Regions from separate parts of the Homo sapiens genome. Here region 1 is linked to region 2. A link is a loop called in an ENCODE intact Hi-C map of the cell type or tissue named here. Cell type or tissue: PC-9. All regions are shown on one strand. Links, peaks and the distances in the headings refer to the core of each region. The heading gives the core; the rest is flanking DNA.

The links. A loop is a pair of places that touch in the nucleus more often than their neighbours do. Peaks named below come from ENCODE experiments on the same cell type or tissue, not always from the same donor. Only the 100,000 strongest peaks of a DNase experiment are listed, where the experiment ranks them.
Region 1: it touches region 2 in a loop (2.9-fold over the local background); 3 of 110 quality-filtered maps call a loop at or near these places.

What each region holds. Positions count from the first base shown.
Region 1 is chr4:8,296,449-8,305,797 of GRCh38, reverse strand. HTRA3 (HtrA serine peptidase 3) reads right to left here. Exons shown (of 9, transcript NM_053044.5): 7 at 3,287-3,335; 8 at 1,519-1,614. Among named protein-coding and RNA genes, the nearest start is that of LINC02517, 19 kb to the left of the region's middle. In PC-9, for the core only: no CTCF peak of the experiment used is centred there; no DNase peak of the experiment used is centred there; H3K27ac peaks cover 1,162 bases.
Region 2 is chr4:8,351,282-8,360,630 of GRCh38, reverse strand. It overlaps a transcript of ACOX3 not described here. Among named protein-coding and RNA genes, the nearest start is that of LINC02517, 36 kb to the right of the region's middle. RefSeq lists an enhancer at 6,792-7,342. In PC-9, for the core only: no CTCF peak of the experiment used is centred there; DNase peaks (open chromatin) are centred at 2,690, 5,110 and 6,430; H3K27ac peaks cover 3,118 bases.

The DNA of each region.
Region 1 (9,349 bases), core at 24-8,023, 55 kb after region 2:
GTCACACGACAGGGAAACAACCTTTCAAACTGCTTCTCCCATGCGTCAGAAGGGTGGGTTCAAGCTCCCGCTGCAGCCCTCCTAGCTGGGCCAGGCACTCTGTCCCCTTGTGCCTCAGTTTTCATGTCTACCATCCTATGTGGAAACGCACTTTGCAAATTATAAAGGCCCAGGAGTAGGTTCTGCTGTTACTGCAGTTACGAAGACGTCTATGTGGGAGGCAGAGCTCACGGGGCCAGCCTTCTCTCTGCATGAGGCTCACTGAGACCTCCCCACTGCTGGGAAGGAAGGTGATGGTACTGTGCTCAGCTGCGTGGGCACCAGCATCAGGACCCTCACATGCCAGCTGTGTGACCTGGAAGAGTAACTTCTCTAAACCTCAGTCCCTCCACCTGTAAAATGGGTGAGGGCAGGAGCCTGCACCTCCCTGGCTGCAGTGAGGATTAACTGAGATGTGTGTGGAAAATTTCACCCAATTTCAACAATTTTTACTGCAGGCCTGCTGCGGGCAGGACAAGTGTGCCATCTGTGCTCATCACAGAAGTTCACGCGGGGCCTCCCACCTTCAAGCCCAGCCTCTGAGGATGCACAGTACAGTCGGCCCTTGAACAACATGGGTCTGAACTGTGTGGGTCCACTTATATGTGGATTTTTCCCACTGCAGATGAAGACCGAGGCTAAGGAGGGGAGGCAACTGGTTCAGAGCCCTTCTTGGGAGTGGGTCAGCCATGCCAGCATGTGGTAGTGTCGCTGCACGCCTGCCTCAGCCTATGGTGTTGCAATGCTTAACATTTCTCTAGTACTGGAAGACTTCAAAGAAAGCAATCCTTTATCCATTTCATCTACAAAGTCTCCTGGGGGTAGAAATCCCAGCACTTTGGGAGGCCAAGGCAGGTGGATCGCCTGAGGTCAGCAGTTCAAGACTAGCCTGGCCAACGTGGTGAAACCCCTTCTCTACTAAAAATACAAAAACAATTAGCAGGGCATGGTGGTGGGCACTTGTAATCTGAGCTACTCAGAAGGCTGAGGCAGGAGAGTCGCTTGAGCCCAGGAGGCAGAGGTTGCAGTGAGCTGAGATCGCGACACTGCACTCCAGGCTGGGCAACAAGAGGGAGACTGTCTCAAAAAAAAAAAAAAAAAAAAAAAAAAAAAAACAATAGGCTGAATTATCTCCACTTTACAATGAGGAAGCTGAGTCCCAGAAAGACCCAGGACCCAGGCTGGTCCCCAGCTAGTGAAAGAGTCTGGCTTGGAGTGGGTTCTTAGCCCAACAGGGACTCTTCAGCCTCTGCTTCTCGAAGGAAATGACATTGTGGGACTTAGGACGTACACAGTCAGGGCTCTAGGGACCATTCAGCTCTCCAGCCTCCTCTGGCTTAGCAGACACGCTAGAATCCACCTGCCCCTTCCCGGTCACTTTGCTGGGAAGCTCAAGGTCACATGAGGTCAGTGGGGCAGCCCCAGCCCAGACCTCACGCCTGCCCCATGCCTCGAGCGATCTCCTCTGGCAGAGCCTACCTCTGAGAAGGTGAATTCGGCGCAACCTCTTGCACATAAATTCCACTGCTGACCTCTGGGAAGTCCGGGTTGCTGGCCTTCAGCTCATCCACCAGGCTGGAAAGAGTCTGCCGTCAAGGCCCCTCCCCTGAGCCTTTGCCCAGCTCTTTGGTATGAAGCTGCCCCTCCCTCCCTCCAGCACCAGACCAGAAGAGGAGCCACCTCTGGGCCCCCATACTGCCCTGTCCCACCACTGGCCACTCTGTGTCCCCTACCAGATGTGCTTCTTAAGAGAAACGTGGTAGCAATAGCTGGTTAGAAGCGTGAAGAGAGGAGAGAGAGTGGGTAGACAGGTGGGAGGAGGGGCGGGAGGATGGATGGATGGATGGATGGATGGATGAATGAAGGAATGATGCTGGATGGGTGGATAGAAGGAGAAATGGACAGACAGGCAATGCTGAGTCATGGAATGGACAGACAATGCTGAGTCACGGAACGTACAGACAATGCTGAGTCACGGAACGGACAGACAATGCTGAGTCATGGAATGAACAGACAATGCTGAGTCATGGAACAGACAGACAGAAGACTGGACAGAGGTGGGATGGACAGACAGATAAAAGAGACAGAAAACAAAAGATAAATTGGCATACTGGACATTGATAATTTTTTTCAAATGTCACCCCTAGATTAGCAGAGTTGGTGAAACAGGAGGAATGACAGCTTTAGGGACTGTGTGCTTTGAGGAAATGGTCACTTGAGCATTCTCGAGTTCTTCCTAGGCTCCCGATGCAGTGACCTCTCCCTTCTTCAAACCTCGAAGCTCAAGTTTGTACTTCCAGCCTCCCTTCTATCCTGCCCCTGCTTCCTCTCCCCCAGCCCCTTCTTTCTTGCACTCATTCAGCATTTCCAGGCACCTGCTCTGCAGTGGACCTGCTTTTGGGGCAGAGTGGAGGAATAAGTAGGTCACAGTCCTTGCTCCCAAGGAGCTGACAGCCGAGGAGGCAGGATGGGGTGGGGCGGTCCCACCACAGGTGATTCCGACACAGCAGGATGAGTTCAAGGCTGGAGAGGGAGGCCAGGGCTCTGTGTGCTATGAGGAGGCACCTTCTGCCACTTGAGTGTCCTGGGAATGCAGAATGGTGTTCCCCCAAATTCGTGTACACCCAGAGCCTCAGAATGTGACCTTGTTTGGAAATAGGACCTTTATAGATGTCATTAGTTGAAGATCTTGAGAAGAGACCTTCTTGGTTTAGAGTGGGCCCTAACTCCAATGATGGATGTTTTCATAAGAGAAACGAGAGAGAGATGTGCACACAGATACTCAGAGAGAAAGAAGGTCAAGTGAAGACAGAGGTAGAGACTGCAGGGAGGCAGCCACAAGCCAAGGATGCCTGGAGCCAGCAGAAGCTGGAAGGGGCAAGGAAGTAGCTTTCCCTGGAGCCTCAGAGGCAGAGTGCAGCCCTGCCGACCCCTTGACTTCAGATCCCCGACCTCCAGAACTGAGAGGGAACACATTTCTGCTGTTTTAAGCCACCAGGCTTATAGTAATTTGTTATAGCAGCCATGGAAAGAGATAGCGTCCTGAAAGAGCAGAAGGAATCTATAAGGCAAAGAGGGAAAGGTCCACGCAAAAGGACTGGCCTGAGCAACGGTCAGAGGCCTGAGTGCATCGGCCCGTCTGGGCACCTGCAAGGAGCCGAACACAGCCAGCCAGGGTCTGGAGGGAGGGTCAGGGTGAGGGATGAGAGGAAGGGGTAGCAGGGGATGGCACTCTTCAGACACTCACCTTGGTGTGATCGTCCGCATCCGTATGCCGATGAAGCGCTTCTTCCAGTCTGGAAATGAAACACGGCGAGACTCCGTTAGGGCTGCTGTGAAAAGCCACCACGCTCCCTCAGGGGACAGGCAGAGGACAGAAGTTCCCCTGCAGGACCAGGAAGCAGCAGGTGTCATTCTGCTTGAGCTGGCCCAGTCCCCCTGCGGTCCAGCAAAGCTGCCCTCTCCTGACCATCATCATGGAGCTGAGGGGTATTCTAGCTCTAGTGTGGCTCGCCCCACAGGTGGCTTCATGTCCACCGCATCCTGCATCCAACCATGTGAGCTCCGACATCTGCTCTCCCAGCTGAGCTCCAACCCAACCCCAGTGGCCAGTGGGGCTGTCCTTTCTGGCTTCCATACTGCTGCTTCCCCAAATGTTCCCTGCTTGGAACTGAACTCATCACCTCCCACTGGTCTTCCTCAAAACGATACTCGCTGCTAATGTCCAGTGAGTACTAACCATGTGCCAGGCCCTGTGGCTGGGGCACTGCACACGCAACTCACTGAGATAGTGTCTCCATCCCCCAAGCTGCTCCAATCTGTGAGTTAGCAGGTGTCTCAGATCCAGAAATAAACAAGAGTCAATAAATTTAGAATTTTCATTTTATATAAGAGTTCTGACCACAATTAGAAATCAATAATAGGTATCCAGAAAATTCCCAAATTCTTGGAAATTAATAATACATTCTAAATTACTCATCTTCAAATAAGTAAAAAGAGAAATTAGAAATTATGTTCAGCTGAATAAAAATGAATGTATAATATATTAAAATTTGTAGGTTGTAGAGGTAGAGGGAAATTAATAGTACTAAAGTGTCTATATTAGAAAATAAGAAAAGTCTCAAATCAATAACCTCAGTTTCCGTCTTAAAAACTATAAAAAGACCAAATAAAACCTAGAATAACCAGAAGAAAAAAAATAATTAAAAGTCTGAATCAATAATAAAGTTGAGTGTGAATTAATAATAAAGCTGAGAGTGTGAATCAATAAAGCTGAGAGTGTGACTCAATAATAAAGCTGAGAGTGTGACTCAATAAAGCTGAGTGTGAGTCAATAATAAAGCTGATAGTGTGAATCAATAATAAACCTGATAGTGAAAATCAATAATAAAGCTGAGTGTGAATCAATAATAAAGCTGAGAGTGTGACTCAATAATAAAGATGAGTGTGAATCAATAATAAAGATGAGTGTGACTCAATAATAAAGATGAGTGTGAATCAATAAAGCTGAGTGTGAATCAATAATAAAGATGTCTGTGAATCAATAATAAAGCTGAGAGTGTGAATCAATAAAGATGAGTGTGAATAATAAAGTGTGAGTCAATAAAGAGTGTGAATCTAATAAGAGTGTGACTCAATAAAGCTGAGAGTGTGAATCAATAATAAAGATGGGTGTGAATCAATAATAAAGAGTGTGAATCGATAATAAAGCTGAGAGTGTGAATCAATAATAAAGATGAGTGTGAATCAATAAAGATGAGTGTGAATCAATAATAAAGATGAGTGTGACTCAATAATAAAGCTGAGTGTGAATCAATAATAAAGATGACTGGATCAATAATAAAGCTGAGAGTGTGAATCAATAATAAAGATGAGTGTGAATCAATAAAGGTAAGAGTGTGAGTCAGTAATAAAGTGTGAATCTAATAAGAGTGTGAATCAATAATAAAGCTGAGAGTGTGAATCAATAATAAAGATGAGTGTGAATCCATAATAAAGATGAGTGTGAATCAATGAAGAGTGTAAATCAATGAAATAAAGATAAGAATGTAAATCAAAGAAACACAATAGTGAAAATAAAAAATAAAGCTGATTCTTTAAGATCAATAAAACTGATAAATCTTTAGCAAGATCGATCATGACAAAAAGACACAGTTATCAACATCACAAATTACAGAGGTGACATCACTACAGATTCTACAGATATTAAAAGAATAATAAGAGAATATTGTGAACAACTTGATGTCAATGAATTTAATCACTTAGACAAAAGAAGCAAATTTCTTGAAATTTCCAAACCACCAAATCTCATTCAAGAAGAAATAACGCAAATAGCACTACATCTATTAAAGAAATTGAATTTGGAGTTAAAAATCTTCCTACAAAAAAAAACTTCAAGCCTAAAAGATCTCACTGGAGAATTCCACCAGATGTTTAAGGAAGAAATAGTACTAATTCTATACAAACTCCTCCAGAAAACTGAAAATGAGTGGCTACTTCTAACCTCCTTATCTGAATACAAAAACCAGAAGAGAAAACTAGACCAATATCCCTCATGAAAACAGATACAAAAATTCTTTAAACAAATCAAATCCATAAATACATTTAAAAGGATAATACAGCCGGGCATAGTGGCTCATGCCTGTAATCCCAGCACTCTGGGAGGCCAAGGCAGGTGGATCACCTGAAGTCAGGAGTCTGAGACCAGCCTGGCCAACATGGTGAAACCCCATCTCTACTAAAAATACAAAAATTAGCTGGGCATGATCGTGGGCACCTATAATCCCAGCTACGTGGGAGGCTGAGGCAGAAGAATCACTTGAGCCTGGGAGGTAGAGGTTGCAGGGAGCCAAGATCACACCACCGTACTCCAGCCTGGGCGACAGAGTGAGACTCCATCTCAAAAAAAAAAAAAAAAGGATAATACATCACAAATAAGTGATAAGTGAGGTTCATCCCAGGAATGCAAAGTTGGTTTAACATTTAAAAATCAACCAATGCAATTTACCACATTAACAGACTAGAAAGGAACACCATATGATCATCTCCAGAGATGCACAAAAAGCCTCTGACAAAAAGTAACATCTATTCCCAATAAAAACCAGAAATAGAAGGGAACTTTTCAACCTGAGAAAGGATATCTATGCAAATTTGTAGCTAGCACCGTACTTAATGGTGAAAGACTGAATGTTTTCTCCCCAAGATCACGAACGGGACAAGGATGTCCACTCTTACCCCTTTCATTCAATATTTTACTGGAAGTTCTAGCCAGGCAAGAAAAAAAAAAGGCATTCAGATTGGAAAGGAAGAAGTAAAACTGTCTTTATTCACAGACTGCATAGCCATCTATGTAGGAAATCTGATGGAATCTACAAAAAAAGTTTCTAGAAGCAGTAAGTGAGTTATCAAGCTTACAGGATATCTTATGGTGAACATCCAAAAATCATTTTAATTTGAATATTCTCTTAACCAACCAGCAGAAACTGAAATTTAAAAGAATACATCATTTATAATAGCATCAAAATTAAGAAATACTTATGAATAAATCTGATGAAAAATGCCCAAAAACCAGTACACCGAAAACTATAAAACATTGCAGAGAGAAGTTAAAGAAGATATAAATAAATGGAGAGGTAGTCTGTATTCATGGATCAGAAGAGTTACCATTGTTAAAATGCCAAATTTCCCCAAATTGATCTGTAAATTCAATGGAATCCCAATCAGATCATCAGCAGGCTTTATTTTTCTTTTTGTAGAAATTGACAAGCTTATTCTGAAATTCATATAGAAATGCAAAGGGTCTGAGGAGTCCACACAACTTGGAAAAGGAAGAATAAAGTCGGGGGACTCACACTGCCTGCCTTTTAGACCTACCGTGAGGCCACAGTAATCGGGCCAGTGCAGTACTGAATATTGGCCTAAACACAGACAGCTGGAATGGCACATGGTCATTCTCTTTTGGACAACGGTGCGAAGGCACTTCAGTAGAGAACAGTCTTTCAACAAATGGTGCTAGAACAACTGAATTTCCAAGGCAAAAATAACAAAAACGCCCAAACCTCGATCTATACTTTGCACTATTTAAAAATATACTAATTCAAAATGCATCGCAGTCCTAAATCTGAAACCTCAAAAAGTAAAACTTCTAGAAGAAATTGTAGGAGAAAAATCTTTCTGATCTTGGGTTAGCAAAGACGTCTTAGATACAACACCAAACGCATGACAAATTAAAAAAAAAAACAGACTTCATCAAAATTTACAAAACTTCTGCTCTTTAAAAACACTATTCAGAGAATGAAAAAGACAAGCCACAGACTGGGAGAAAATATTTGCAATTTGCTTATCTGATAAAGGGCTCCTATCCAGAATGTAGAAAGAACTCTCACAACCTACTAGTAAGAACACAAATAACCTAAATGTTTTTAATGGGCCAAATATTTAAACACACCAAAGATGAACAGCTGATGAATAAACCATGTGGGAGATGGGGTCAGAGCTGGCCGGGAGGCCTGACCCATGGGTCCAGTGGGCCCTGGAAGGCTTTGGATTTGGCCTTGAATCACCAGACGTGATCTGCCGTTAGTTTTGAAAGGGCCTTTCTGGCTGTGGGAGGGTCTGTGGAGGATGGGGCAGCATCCGGAGGAGCCCAGAGAGGTAACGGTCCAGGGCAGCGAGTGCCCCGGTGCTGGACCCGGAGGTGGAGGTGGAGGCGGAGCGGCGACGAGGCCCGGGGTGGATGCATCCTGAAGCCTGGGCCAATGGACTCGCTGACAGTGGATGAGGCATGTGGGAAGTCCAGAGGGACAGAGGGACAGAGGGACAAGGCTGACATAACTCAGTGGGGACGGCAGGTGGGGCTGCAGGAGCAGGGGGGTCTTGACAGGTGCTCTTAGTGGGAACTGCCTGTGGACATTGGTGGGTCCATCCCACAAGCAGCTGCGCGTCTGAGCCTGGAGCAGGAGGGGCCAGGCTGGAGGCGTAAATCCGGGGGATCACTCTCTAGGTGGCTTCTAAATCCAGGGGGTGGGATCCTCGACAGGACCTGCACAGCCCACCTGGGACATGGGCCCTTCCCACTCCCACTGCCTGGGAGTCCCCTGCAATCTCCAGAGCCTGCCCCACTCCCTTCCCACAGTCTCTGCTGGAGGTGGGTCACCTCCTCAGAGAGGTCTCCTGCCCCGTCATGCAGCCCTCACCCTCGAGGCCACAGCCCTGCCCCAGCCTCCTCCCAGCACCCCTCACTTTGATCTGTGGCATCTGGGGGCGTTTTTGTGGCCCGTCTCCCTGCTAGAAGGAAAGCGGGAGGGCAGGACCTCTGGCTCACAGGAGTCCAAGACACAGAGCCAGCATTTGAACAATGACTGTGGTCCCCTCTGACTTAGACCCACTGTGCGGGCGGGAAAGCAGAGGCCTGGTAATGCCCCTGGGCCAGAGCTGGGGAAAGCACGACTCACTGTGCTCAGGATAGGGGACTCTGAAGCCTCTTCTCCTTGAACTTGAGAGGTGAGCAGAACACACACCAAGTATGGGGCCACCAGCCTCCCTGCCCGTCCTGCTCCTGGCCCTGCTCCTGCCAGGTGGCTGGGCTGCCTTCCCCAGACTTTTCCACTATTGGGAAGGACTCAGGACTCTACCCAGCACAGGGGCCTGAGACCAAGGGACCTTATGGCTTCTGAGACCAGGGAACCTTTTGGCTTCTGAGACCAAGGGACCCTGTGACCTCTGAGGCTGGGGAACCCTGTGAACTCTGAGACCAGGGAAACTTACGGTTTTTGAGACCACAGGACCCTGTGACTTCTGAGACTAAGGAACCCTGTGGCCTCTGAGATCGAGGAATCCTGTGATGTCAGAGATCTGGGAACTCTGTGATGTCTGAGACCAGGGAAAGCACATGTCTTTGTCCCTGTCCCCTCCCCTCCCTACAGCTCTCCCTTGGCTTGTGGGCCACAGGATAAACGAGGGGTTTACCCCCCAGGCCAGAGGTCTCCCACCTATGAACTGCACTGTTCCCCACAGTCCACAGAGGGGCAGATGCCCACAAACGGCCCCACTCCATGAATCAAACACCCCACACCACCCCATGTGGGGCTACTCTCTGGTCCTAAGGCTGGCTGGACCCCAAGCCCTCCTGGGGCTCCCCCAACATGCATGGTGGCCACTCTTTACCCTGAAAGCCCCTCAGAGGCCTCTGCACCCCACCTCCAGACGAGAATAATAAATGCACTTAACATCTCCTTGATTTAATAAAAAGATGGTTCATTTCAAAGAACTTTAGATTAACTGGGTTTGGATCATTGGATTTTATTAAATA
Region 2 (9,349 bases), core at 352-8,351:
GCGTGGTGGCGGGTGCCTGTAGTCCCACCTACTCGGGAGGCTGAGGCAGGAGAATGGCATGAACCCAGGAGGCGGAGCTTGCAATGAGCCGAGATCGCACCACTGCCCTCCAGCCTGGGCAACAGAGTAAAACTCTGTCTCAAAAAAAAAAAAAAAAAGTCAAAGAAGCAGTTTATGACCTTAAAGCATTTAGCAAACTTAATATCTCACCTGCATAATTTAGACCAAATGTTTACATGTTTGAAGATATTTTTATTTTGCCAATAATCTTTAAAACTCCTTATTTCCCAAAGATTACTTCAGTCACATGAACTAAAAGGCATTACACTTTTTACTTTTCTGACAAAATATTTAAGCACTTATTTTTAAACCAATTAGTTAAAGCTCTTTCATTCATAAACATCACACACATAATACATATAAATACATAGAAGATAAAGAACTTATTTTCCAAGCCAGGAATTGAACCCTGAACCTGGGCCACCATTGTGAAAAGAGAAAGCATGGCCACATGGTTACAAGGTCAAGCTCCCAAGAACATAGAAGACAAGAAGGAAACCTCATCCAGTTTTTTGAGGGACCTGCAGCAAAGTTTGTAATTGACCAGTTTGCTGAGCTGTCTTGAAAAGCAGGCTTAAAGGTGTCCTAAGTCCGTGCTCTATCCTAAGGTACTCCTCTTTATGACAGAGCAATACAGAAAGACACAGAAAGCACACCAGACCTGGTTGGCTACAGCTTAAGACTAGCCTCACAAATCCTTTATTCCATTAATCAAAACTTTACAGGAGATAAACAATTATTTTTTACAATTTATTCAACCAGTTTGCACAGAGAGAGAAAAGCATTGCCTGAGGCAGGATGGGGAAGGCGAGGCGCTCAGGGAGGTCAGAGAAAGACCCATCCATTGCAGCAACACTGAAAAGTTTAGGTGGCTGCTTGTCAGTCATGAAGGGATCTTTTCCAGCAGTCCCGTCAGCTCCCAAGTTTCCCCGTTTAAGGAGGAAAAAACTCCCCAAGTCCTACAATCCTGTACGTGGCTAATTCTGTCACTCACAGCCATCAGCAAAGAGTGCAAGGCAGATTAATCCCAAGAGAATAGCAGTTAACATCCCATAGTGCCAAACCTGCTCTTAGCCAGAAGCGACTTTACTGAGAGGGACCTTACTGAGAGGGGCCTCTAACCCCCTAAATCTGAGAAGGGACTCTAACCCTCCTGAGTTGGGCCTCTAACCCAAGGTTGAGCAAGCGTCCTTACCTTTCCTTAAGAGGGGCCTCTAACCCACTGTGTCTTAGGACAGACTCTAACTCCCCTACGTTGGGCCTCTAACCCAATCCCATCCTTTACCCAGGTACCCCACCACTTATTCAAAGTCGGCCAACCAGTGGTGCAGTCTACTTCTTTTGGGTTGAGGGGTCTCCTCAGTATCGTCCCTTCCATGATTCACCAGAAAGACGTTACCAGACCCTACCACTTACCCAAAGTTACTCTTTGGGTCTGGGGTTTCCACACTATAGTCACTTCTGTGGTCGCCAGAAAGATGTTACAGGACCCCATCACTTAACCAAAGTAAACCTTTGAGTCAAGGGTTTCCACACTATGGTTCTTTCCATGGTCACCAGAAAGATGTTACAGGAAAGGGGTCCCAATCCAGACCCCGAGAGAGGGTTCTTGGATCTCACGCAAGAAAGAATTCAGTGCAAGTTCATGAAGTGAAAGCAAATTTATTAAGAAAGTAAAGGAATAAAAAAAGGGCTACCCATAGACAAAGCAGCCCTGAGGGCTGCTGGTTGCCCATTTTTATGGTTATTTCTTGATGATATGCTAATCAGGGTGTGGATTATTCATGTCTCCCCTTTTTAGACCATATAGGGTAGCATCCTGACGTTGCCATGGCACCTGCAAACTGTCATGGTGCTGGTGGGAGTGTAGCAGTGAGGATGACCAGAGGTCACTCTTGTGGCCATCTTGGTTTTGGTGGGATTTAGCCAGCTTCCTTATTGCAGCCTGTTTTATCAGCAAGGTCTTTAAGACCTGTATCTTGTGCTGACCTCCTATCTCATCCTGTGACTTAGACTACCTAACCATCGGGGAATGCAGCCCAGTAGGTCTCAGCCTCATTTTACCCAGCTCATATTCAAGATGGAGTTGCTCTGGTTCACACGTCTCTGACAGGTAGATTCAAAAATTTCCTGATTGGCAATGGGTTGAAAGAGTTAAGCTTTGTCTAAAAAGTTGAACTCAGCTTGAGTTAAGGTGGGGGCGGGGGTGGTTGTGGAAGCCAAGGTTTTTGTTATGTTGATGAAGCCTCCGGATGGCAGGCTTCAGAGAGAATAGATGTGCATGTCTCTTATAGGCCCTTAAAAGGTGTCAGAGTCTCCAGAAAAAGCCTAATAAGGGAAGCAGATTCTCTGCAGAATGCACATTTCCCCCATGAGAGACAGCTTTGCAAGGGCCATTTCAACATATGTCAAGGAAATATATTTTGAGGTAAAATACTTTGATTCCTTCGGGGCTACTATGTGTCATGTGATGCTATACCGGAGTCCCGTTGAATTGGGTATCTTATTGCTACAGAGAGTCTGTTTTGTCAGTCTAGGATCTCTGTTTTTATTTTAATGTTGGTCAGTTGTGTCTAAATTCCAGAGCGGGGCAGGTATAATGGGGCATCCCGAGCCCTCCTTCCCATTCATGGCCTGAACTGGTTTTTCAGGTTTCTTTGGGTCCCGGTGGCTGCAAGGGGATGCACTCAGTTGGCTGGGGGACTTAGAATTTTAGTTTTGGTTTACAGCAGGATTTGATGGGCATGCATATTTATCAATGTGAAAGTGTTGTCTGTGGGCGGCGGAGGGCTTGGGCCGTGTCCAGGCCACGCACTGCAAGGGTGCAGCCCCCACACACGGTCCCTGCTCCTAAAGCTGTTGCCCCCACTGCAAGAGTGGAGTAGGTTGAGGTGTAGCCATGACATTCTGGAAACTACATTTTTTGTAATAGTCATTTTGAAAATAAAACATTTGAAAATACTGTGCAGCAAAAACTTGAATAATTGGAATAAAAATGTTCAGTTTAATGTCATTGCTTGCTGCCACCGTTTTCTGATTGTAAAACTAACGTGATTATTAGGTACTATTTTGGTAATGTAGAAAACTTTAAAGATGAAAATAGATATCACTTATAACTCCACATGGAGAAATAGTTGCCCCTCCAATTTAATTGATTTACTTTTGGGCCACAGGGGCCCAGAATTTGATTCATTGTACTCCTTGGTTCATGCCAGTGTTCCTGCACCCAGCACTGAAGCTGAACATTGACAGTGATTTGCCCCTGCCCCAGAGTCCTCCCTGCATTCCCCTCGAGGGCCCCCGTCTCCTGGCCCTGGTGTCCACTTTTCTCTCAGCTGCTGGGAACGTGTTAGTGTGCACTGTTCTCCTTTCCCTCACCTGCTGGCTTCATGTTAGCATGCACCGTTCTGCTCACTTTCTTCCCCTCACCTGCCGGGATCATCTTAGCATGCACCATTCTGCTCACTTTCTTCCTCTCACCTGCCAGGATCATGTAAGCGTGCACCGTTCTCCACACTTTCTTCCTCTCACCTGCCGGGATCACGTTAGCATGCACCATTCTGCACACTTCCTTCCCCTCATCTGCCAGGGTCATCTTAGCATGCACCATTCTGCTCACTTCACCTTCTTCTTCTCGCCTGCTGGGATCATGTTAGTGTGCACTGTTCTGCACACTTTCTTCCTCTCCCCTGCTGGGATCATGTTAGTGTGCACCGTTCTGCACACTTTCTTCCTCTCACCTGCTGGGATCATCTTAGCATGCACCATTCTGCTCACTTTCTTCCTGTCACCTGCTGGGATCATGTTGGCGTGCACCATTCTGCACACTTTCTTCCTCTCGCCTGCTGGGATCATGTTAGCGTGCACAGTTCTGCATACTTGCTTCCCCTCACCTGCCAGGAACAGGTTAGTGTTCCCCATTCTGCACACTTTCTTCCTCTCACCTGCCGGGATCATGTTAGCGTACACCATTCTGCACACTTTCTTCCTCTGTGTACGTGTGTGTGGTTTTCCTTTCAGAAATGGGTCATACTCTGTGGACATCTTTTTCCACTTAAAGTGATGGCACAGCCATTTTCCCAGTCAAGTAACATGAATGTACAAGTTTAGCAAACTTCCTCCTGAGAGATGGAGAGATCAAGGCTTCTGCTCCGTGGCAGCCATCCGTGCACATGCATCACTGTGCGTGAGTTGGTCCCAGTGGCTTGCTGAGACATGCTCTGCACAGGGGAGATTTCTTATACCAGCAGTGTGGGAGGCAGTGGGGCAGGTAGAGCCACAAGTGGGGATGAGGGAGCAGAGTCTAGGGCAGGCTCCTGGATGGACACCAGCTACACTGTCTATTGGATGTGGGACTTCCCTCACTGATGAAATGAATAAGAGAATCTTCCTCATCCTGCTGTTGTTGGCGTTAAAACGGGTTAATGCATGAAAGCAACAAAGCCCGGCCTGCAGACAGCACATGGTAAGTCTCCTCTTCCCAGCATGTTCAACAGGAAGCCCTCATTCCCTCTAGAATGTAGGAGTCTTGCCAGCAGTGGCCTGTTTGTTCTCTGCCTGTTGCCGACCTGATGAGAACATAAAATTGGTGTCTTCTGTATAGATTTCCTTCTTATTGCCCCTACTGTGGCTGAACATACCTTCCCCCGTGCTTGAAGTCTGTTCATATATGTTCTGCTGTGATAACTGCCCATTCTTGTTCTCTATCTAAGAAGGCATTTAGTTTTGAAAATATTTTGTTGGCTTGTAAGATATTTGTACATATTAAGCACAGCAAACCTGTAACATATTCACTGTAAATCATTATTCCTCATGCATCATTTGCCATTTAACTGTATTTTTTTCCTTTTTGATGTAACCTGCTATAGTTTACATTTTTAAATCAGAAATGCCTGCACATTTTAAAACGAAGACTCTTATGCTCTAGCCTTTGAGGTCATGCTTGGAAAGTCCTTTCTCACACAAAGATTATTTACACTTTCATCTCTTTTTCTCTGAGTACGTTTCAGTGTTTAATTGACCAGGAATGTATTTCGAGGTGTGATATGAGACAAGGATCTGAAATGCTTTGCCCACTGAATCATCATGCACTGACCGAAATGCCACCTGTATGAGTGCTAAAATCATTGTCGCTGGACCTGTGTCTGCACTGTTTAATTTTAGTGTTGTTTCTCACATCAGCTTCTGTTGTTTTCATGGTTGTGGTTCTCATACTTTTAATATCTGTTGGAGCAAATAAAGCCTCGTTTCTCATCTTTTCCAAAAATGTCTTATGTATGTGAACTTTGGTGTTATTTGTCAAGTCTGGGCATTCTCCCACCCCCATATTAAAGAATGCTCTCTGGAGTTTGTCTGGAGGTTTTGTTTAACTTTTAGATTCACATCAGGAGAATCTTTGTCTTCATGGTAAGTGGTCTTCCCATCTAAGACTATTTCTTCAAGCTGTTTGTAATAAAAAGCTGTGTGATTTTTGTATGTTTATTTTGGTCACCTTATTGAAACCTTATTTTAATTATGACAGTTTTTCATTGATTCTCTTTGGTTTTCCTTCTCTATCATTGGCAAATAGTGATGGTTTACCCTTACCCTTCTGATATAGTTTGGCTGTGTCCCCACCCAAATCTCATCTTGAACTGTAGTTCCCATAATCCCCACGAGTCATGGAAGGGACCTGGTGGGAGGTAATTGAATCACGGGGTAGTTACCTCCATGCTGTTCTTGTGATGGTGAGTGAGTTCTCATGAGATCTGATGGTTTTATAAGGGGCATTCCTCCTTTTAATTGGCACTTCTCCTTCCTGCCGTCATGTGAAAACGGACGTGTTTCCTTCCCCTTCCGCCATGACTGTAAGTTTCCTGAGGCCTCCCCAGCCATGCTAAACTGTGAGTCAATTAAACCTCTTTCCTTTATAAACTACCCAGTCTTGGGCAGTTCTTTATAGTAGCGTGAGAACGGACTAATACACCTTCCAAAACTTTTACCCGTCATTTAACTTTCCTGTCTAATGACATCTGCTGGCCCTGCGGGATCAATCTTTCACACCATGCTGGGGAACCATTGCTTGGTGTCTGCCATTATGGGAATGCCTTCAGCCTTCGTATTAGTTTGATGCCATGTGGACGGTGGACTGGAAAGACAGTCTTGCTTGGCAGTGGACACAAGTGTGTGCCCATGGTTGTGCCCGTGGCCAGAAATCTCTGTGACTCACCAAGGGAGATGCCTGCAGAATGAGAGAAGTTTCTCACTGTGAGCTTAAACACAGAGGGAGCTTCCTGCGGCTACACGGGGCCAGCTGGGATGCATGCCTGCAGAGACATCTCAAAACCACAGGCGGATGAAGAAGATAAAAATCAGCCAGACCCCATCATCTGTGAAAGCCCAGAAATATCTTGGGGTTGAGGTCTTTGCGGCTGTCACTGCTAAGGATCTTGATGGTGGCGGAGGCGTGGGAACTCTTTCATTTTAGGATGTGTAGTTGACATGGAGCAGCCTCTTGGAAACTTGGTTTGGATGCACTTCTGACGGCTCAGCCCAAGCGTGAATCACGTTCCCCCATCATTGTGTATCCACCCCACCCTCCAGGTTTTAGGTGGTTCCAGCCCCTGGGCTGCCGGCCAGCAGGGAGTGTCCATCTGACCAGCATTTAGTGAACACCTAGCTACACGTAGCACTGTGTGGGGACAGCATGTGCCATAGGACCACCTCCTCGTCACCAGAAACTGCCTTCCTCCTTGACTTTGTTCATGTGGGCCTTTTACTAAGACACTTCACAGGCTTTTCATGGGTCCCATGGGGCCGTGTCCCCATCTGAAGCATGCCCCAGCCATGGGTCCCCTGGAAGTCAGGGGGTCTTGGCTTCTCTCCTTGTGTGGTGGACCCTGTGGGCTTCCTGTCCAACTTCCAACCCTTCCTCCTCACTAACAGAACCCCAGTTCTGTCCAGATTTCTCCCCAGATGTGGACAGCCCCAAGCCTTGGGAAGCTGCCCTGCCCCAGCACTGGCACTGGTTCGCCTTAGCTGAAGTGCCCTAGCACCTTCCATTCCCTTGGCCCCAAGGACTGGCTCAGTGATGAGGCAAAGTCCAAGGGTCCTGTTGAGTCTTAAAGACTGGCTGGGGACGTTGGGACAGAAGTGGCCTCTCACTTCCGGGGGACATTGCCCTGGACACTTAGGAGCTTCAGGTGGCCTCAGCCATGGTGCCACCACGATGAGACCAAAGCCACCCTATGGAGTGGGGCATGCCATGGGAATCACGGACCACAGTGGAAGCACAACTACAGGCCGTGACTGCAGGAGGACAGGGCCCTGGATGGACGACAACTCTTCCCTCTCTGGCTTGCAGTTCTCCTGCAGAACTGACCGAATGCAACACCCTGGAAAAAGGAGGAAATGACCCGAACAGCCCAGGGTGTGGCCTTGGTCCTCCCAGATAGGATACTCTGCAACACGTCTGCTCGGTGAGCCCAGTGGTGCCCAGGGTATAAAAACCAGGGCAGAGCACTTTTGGGTCCCTCTGCAGTGCAAGGTGGGCATGCACAGATGCGACTCCGTCCACCCTGGGTGGCTCTCCTGAGCCCTGGGGCCATGGCTCGAGTGGAGCCCAGGCTTCTGTTTGGACTTGCTGCCTGCCTGTGAGCATCCTGTCTCTCTGGACCAGACCTAGGAACCTTGGAGGTGGCCTTCCTGGTGTGGGAGCCGCCTCCTAATTGCTCGAGGCAGCTGGGCAGGGTGCGACAGACTTCTTGCACGGAGCCCCAGCATTGGCCACGGTGGGGACTGCTTGGCCCCACAGGCACGTGCAGAAGAACCCAGCTGGGGGGCTGTGGCCCTGCCGGAGCCTCTACTCTCCATGTGAGGAGGGGAAGATGCGCTCAGTCTCTGGCCTGGGCGGGCCTGTGCCGCATGTGCTGTGCCGTGGTCCCCGGCACTCTCGCCTTTGCATTCCCCTCTGGGGCCACTTGCTGTCATGCAGCTTACATCAGAGGGTTTCCCTTGGGCTCTGGGCTTTGATCCTAAATCTGGGAAGTCAGGGCCACTCTGCATGAGAACCCAGAAACCGGTGTTCCTGTGGCTTCCAGGAAGGCCCCACCCACCTGCACCCATTCAAGTGCAGGGACTGACCTCAGCTCATTTCCATCCCACCAGGCTGTCCAGCAGCCGCCCAGGAAGGGACTTGGTTTGCTTTGTGAAGCTTGGAGGAGGATGTCCCCAGCTCTGCAGTGGTCAGTGGGAGCCCCGTGTTGTGTTGTGAAGGGAAAATGTGCAGTGACTTGTGGAAGGACCTTCCTCCATTCACCCCCTCCATGTACACCCTTGCCTAGGAGATAGACGAGGAGGTTTGCTCAGTCCCGGGCGGCTCTGTGCCCAGCCACTGCACTGAGTTTGGAACAAGGTTTGCTCAACCTTTTATGTGGTTCACAAGCTCCATCTGAATTCTTTCAAGCAAGGAGGCCCACATTGTGCTGAACTGTTTGCTTTGCAAGAGAAAATACACATCTAGTCTTACAGGGCCGAGCACTTGGGGAATGAAAACAACCCAAGAACAGCTGCCCACGCGTCCTCCCTGGGTGTTTGTTCTTCGATGCATTATTTGTTTGCCAAAAATTCTTGACATCTCTTGAATTGTTTTTTTCTTTGCTTCAGAGCAAGGCTTCTAAAAACAAAATAATTTTTTAGGAAGATTTTCCTACGTCATCATCCTTAAAGACCCTGGTCGATGTCTTTTCTGCCAGCCTTCGGGACATGGCACAGGAGCGTATAAAGCAGACAGGCTTGGGAGTTAGGCCCAGGTTCAAATCTTAACTTTGTCATTTGCTGTGAAGTGGCACATTGGGAATGTTTCTTAACCTTTCCAAATTGGTTTCCTCCTATGTAAAGGTTGTAGAACTACCTGCCTTCCAGAGTCCTAAGCATAGGCTGAGATAATATATGTGAAAGTCTCTAACAGTCCTGAGCACACAGAGGGGCTGTGGCTAGACTGGACCCTAGGAGCTGGGCCCAGGAAACTGTACTCCTTCTTGTACCCTTAGACATTTCTGATGGCCACAGTCTCAGGACCTCTGCCTATTCACTGGGCCTGAATTCTGAGGAGGAAAGGGGGGTGGTCAGTGTCCCTGGGGGCAGGGGAGGGGCCATCCGTGCGCTGGTGAAGCTGCTGAGGTGAGGACAACAGTCCCGCCCTGTGTTCTCTGTGTCCTTGCCCGTGTGTGCCCAGGCCGGCTCTGCTCTCGGCTTCCGGTTCTCCCTCCTCAGTGTGGGGCTTTCTCAGGATCTAGGGTAGCCACAGTGT